Linked DNA regions of Homo sapiens: region 1 is linked to region 2. Evidence: read pairs that join two places in POLR2A ChIA-PET (ENCODE). Cell type or tissue: endothelial cell of umbilical vein. All regions are shown on one strand.

Region 1 (2,500 bases), 170 kb before region 2:
TAAAACAAATTAAGTAAAACCTTTGTACTCCAAAATTTGTATAGGAAGTACCAGTGTGAGTTTACGAGGTATTTTATCTTTAATATGAACTTATTAAATATAAAATATGCATATATGTGTGTGTGTATTTTTATATATACACACATGCGCACACACACACATGCATACAAATTGCATTAGCTCTGTCCACTGAAAAAGATCAGCTCTGAAAACCTTAACTCTGTCCATCGAAAAGATCTAGAAATGATGACCAACAGAACTGCAATGAGCAAACCAAATATTATATTCCCACCAAAGAAAAAACAGATTACCATTGTGTGGTCTTTCTTGCTAAAACTATCAAACCTAAGGTAGGTTTTGGATAAAGATGACGAGTTTGACTTCGACATGCTGTGTTACACAAACGGAACAGCACAGGAATTGAAAATAAAATGAAAATAAACATTCAAGTGTTATTCAATTTGTTAAGAAAAATAGCAGAGGTCTAACTATGAGAAATCAAGAATCAAAGCACGGATAAATAATAAATATCCATCACAACATTTAGAGAAGTGAGAGATGTTTAGAAGAGGTAATAAAATAATGGGAGTCATATAAGGAGAAAGTTTAGAGAAGCAACTTCTTGAAGTATTAGTTTTCAGCCAAAGACTTAAGTGTACAAGATAGTCATCAGTTCCCTGGCCTTTTCATAGTGTAGTTGCAATAATAATTGCATCATAAAATTACAAAACACACACACAAAAGCTGGAAACTTCATTTGCACTTCAAATTTAAATCACACAGCAAAAATAAAATCTTTGCAACTGTACATTGTGCAGTTATTAACATCTTCATTTTCTAAAGGAGAAGACTGATACACAGAGATATCAAAAGACTATGGAAATCTTAGTTAATTGGTGGAAGAAGAAAATGAAGCCAGTTTGCTGCTGTTTCATTATCAATATCAGGGTCTATTTTGGGGGGATCCTGTCTCTATTCTTGAACATTCTAACTAGAATATTGAAAGACTGTCTTATGTGTGTCATTTATCACTATGTATTTATCAATATTCAGCTAAGAAGAAATTTCAAATTTATAGCTTGATTCTGTATCTTGGAAAACATCAAGGCCCTATCATAGCAAGATGGACAACAGAGGGTGCCCTTCACTTTGAGCATAAGATGCATTGACTAATCATTTCCTGAATCATTACTAAGTGATGCTTCATACAATTCTTGGCAACCGAGTCTTTTAAACTGCAACAGATGTGAAGTGGTGAGTAATATACTTCCGTATTTTTCTCCCTAAAGGCAGTTGAAATCAAATAATCATAGTCAAAGTGAAGGCAAACTCACGATAGTTAATTAAATTTCTATGCCAACGGAAAGCCTTATATAATACCTGGAGATGTTAACAAAGAAAGCTTTGCAAAATGAAATCAGAAGCTACTTGGTGTTAACTGATTTCCAGCTCAAAAGAGAGGGGGACAAGTAGTAGGAAAACTTTCATGCTGATAGTAACAACGGACTTCCAGGAAAATGTCGTTAGTAACAAACAGTGCCTTTGCTAATTGCTTTTTAGATTTTTCCACTGAGTAGAGTTATATATTCCCCATACAACTTATTAGGAAAACATTTACTTAAACCCTCCTTGACTTTTCACTGAAACAACAGTAAAGGGCATCACCTTCTAGTACTTGAGTTGAACAAAATGCTTTCAGCAAAGTCATTCTATATTTGCAGTAAACTAATTTCTCACAAAGAATGAAAGTTCCATACAGGGAAAAAGTAACAATTTTCACCACAATTTGTAAGAGATGCTTTCACAAGAAAAATGAAGCATAGAATCCACAGGTTTCAAATGAAAAACTTGTCTGAAAATAAGGTGAAGGGCTGGCAAACTTCCTGGTTTCCCCAAGAGTTTCAGGCTGAGAAGCCCATTGCAGCACGTGTACATCTCTCCTAATCCTTTTAACCCCAACCCCACACACTTACATGCAAAGCATTGGAATCCTTAAAAATCGCTAGAACTGATGACTAAGACTTGATGTTGTTCTAGGAGCTTCTTCAGAACTCCTGGTAACATTTTTCCTGTCTGGATGTGCAAACTTTATATTATTAACTACATCAAATGAAAACCATCCCCCTCCGATCCTTTTGCTTTACATTCAAAGTAAAAGAATGAATTTCTATTTTATTAATTTCAGGTTCCTTCAGATATGTAATTTAATATGCCAGTGATATAAATAATTCTCCAGAAAACAAAGCGCAGATTCTCAGGTTTTCCAAGGAGAGGATTTTCTCACTGTATCCCCCAGGCTGGAGTGCAGTGGTGCAATCTCGGCTCACTGCAACCTCTGCCTCCCAGGTTCAAGTGATTCTCCTGCCTCAGCCTCCCGAGTAGCTGGGATTACAGGTGCCTGCCACCATGTCCGGCTAATTTTTGTGTTTTTAGTAGAGACGGCTTCACCATATTGGCCAAGCTGGTCTCAAACTCCTGACTTCAGGTGATCTGCCAGCCT
Region 2 (2,500 bases):
TCAAAAGACTGCACAAAATTTAGCACCTGTTGCCCTTATTGATAATATATTATACTCTTGGCATTCTTTCTTCCCTGTTCATCCTCGTCTTCCTCACACTTGATACCTAGGGTCACCATTCTAAATAAATGACCCACAACCATGCTCTTGTATTAGGCACTGCTTTAAAGGAAACTGAGATGAAGATGTAAACCAAAACTGCAATTATCATCACATTAGAAATGAGCACAAATAAGAATGCTGTATATTAAAAGCCCATATTAAAATATGGCCAAAGAACAATTCAGAAGAAAATATGCAACCTTAAGTGCATATGTGACATAATAAGAGAGAATAAAAATAAATGACTAAGCTTTGAATTCAAAAAGCTACAAGAGAAGCAATAAAGTAAACCCAAGGAAAGCAAAAATAAAAATTAAAAAAGGATTAATAAGATAAAATTATAAATAAATACAAAAGAAAACAGAAGGCTGGACACAGTTGCTCACTCATGTAATCCCAGTACTTCTGGTGGCAGAGGCAGGAAGATCTCTTGAGCCCAGGAGTCCAAGACTAGCCTGGGCAACATAAACAGACCTTGTGTATTAGTCTGTTTTCATGCTGCTGATAAGACATACCCAAGACTGGCAATTTACAAAAGAAAGAAATTTAATTGGATTTACAGTTCCACGTGGCTGGGGAAGCCTCACAGTCATGGTGGATGATTGTGATGGCAGCGGGCAAAGAGAGAGGCACACTTGTGAAGGGAAACTCCCCTTTTTATAACTATCAGATCTAGTGAAACTTATTCCCTATCACAAGAACAGCACGGGAAAGACCTGCCTCATGATTGAATTACCTCCCACGAGGTCACTCCCACAACACATGGGAATTCAACATGAGATTTGGTGGGGACACAGCCAACCATATCACCTTGTCTCTACAAAAAAATTAAAAGCTAGCTGGGCATGTTGGCACATGCCTGTAGTTTCAGCTACTCAGGAGGCTAAGGTGGGAGAATCACTTGAGCCCCGGAGGTTGAGGCTGCAGTAAGCCATGATCATGTCACCACACTCCAGCCTGGGCAACAGGGTGAAAACTTGTCTCAATAAATGAATAAATAAAACAAAATAATACACTGTGATCAAGTGGGATTTATCACAGAAATACAAGGATCACTTAACATACACAAATCAGTAAATGTAATACATCATGTCAACAGAATGGACAAAAGCCATAGGATAATCTCAACAACTACAGAAGAAAAACAATTGATAAAATTCAATATCCCTCCATGATAAATACTCTCAACAAATTAGGTATAGAAGGAACATACCTAAACACAATAAAAGACATATATGATGAACCCGTAGCTAACATACTGAGTGGGGAAAAACAGAAAGCATTTCCTCTAAGAAGTGTCACAAGGATGGCCCCTTTCACAACTCGTATTCATCATGGGACTGAAAATCATAACCAGAGCAATTACAAAAGAGAAAGAAATTTAAAAAGAGAAAGCCAAATTGTCCCTCTTCGCAGATGATATAATCTTATATATAGAAACTCTAAAGAACCACCAAAAACTTTTAGAACTCAAAAATAATTTTAGTGAAGTTTCAGGATACTAAATCAGCATACAAAAATCAGTAGCATTTCCATACACCAATAGTGAACTAGCTGAAAAAGAAATCAAGAAAGCAATGCCATTTACAATATCTACAGAAAAAAAAATACCTAGGAATAAATTTAACCAAGTAGGTGAAAGATATTTACCACCCCCCCCCCAAAAAAAAAACCAACTACAAAGTACTGTTGAAAAATTGAAGAGGACACAAAAAATGGAAAGAAATCCCAAGCTCAGGCTAGGCATGGTGGCTCATGCCTGTATGGATCACTTGAGGTTAGGAGTTCAAGACTAGCCTGGCCAACATGTTGAAACCCCATCTCCACTAAAAATACAAAAATTAGCCAGGCATGGTGGTGTGTGCCTGTAATCCCAGCTACTTAGGAGGCTGAGGCAGGAGAATGGCTTGAACCCAGGAGGCGGAGGTTGCAGTAAGCTGAGATTGTGCCACTGCACTCCAGCCTAGGTGACAGAGTGAGACTCTGTCTCAAAAAACAAAAAAAAAAGAAAAAGAAAGAAATCCCATACTCATAGATTGGAAGAATTAATATTGTTAAAATGAGTGTAGTACCTAAAGCAATCTACAGATTTAATGCAATTCCTATCAAAATATCACAGACATTCTTAATAGAAATAGAGAAAAACAATCCTAAAATTCACATGGAACCACAAAAGACCCCAAATAGCCAATGCAATCTTGAGCAAAAAGAACAAAGCTTGAGGCATCACACTGCCTGACTTCAAAACCTACTAAAGCTATAGTAACCAAAACAGCATGGTATTGGTATAAACACAAACACATTGACCAATGAAACAGAATAGAAAATCCAGAAGTAAATCCACATATTTACAGTCAACTCATTATTAACAAAGGCACCAAGAACGTACAATGGGGAA

What was found. ChIA-PET counts read pairs that join two places held together with the same protein. Peaks named below come from ENCODE experiments on the same cell type or tissue, not always from the same donor. Only the 100,000 strongest peaks of a DNase experiment are listed, where the experiment ranks them.
Region 1: POLR2A ChIA-PET joins it to region 2 with 11 read pairs; 2 of 35 experiments call an interaction of 5 or more read pairs at or near these places.

What each region holds. Positions count from the first base shown.
Region 1 is chr5:98,453,913-98,456,412 of GRCh38, forward strand. No RefSeq gene overlaps it. Among named protein-coding and RNA genes, the nearest start is that of LINC01846, 290 kb to the left of the region's middle. In endothelial cell of umbilical vein, a CTCF peak has its summit at 1,091 (motif pointing right); a DNase peak (open chromatin) is centred at 1,229; H3K27ac peaks cover 1,618 bases.
Region 2 is chr5:98,625,911-98,628,410 of GRCh38, forward strand. No RefSeq gene overlaps it. Among named protein-coding and RNA genes, the nearest start is that of RGMB-AS1, 150 kb to the right of the region's middle. In endothelial cell of umbilical vein, no CTCF peak of the experiment used is centred here; no DNase peak of the experiment used is centred here.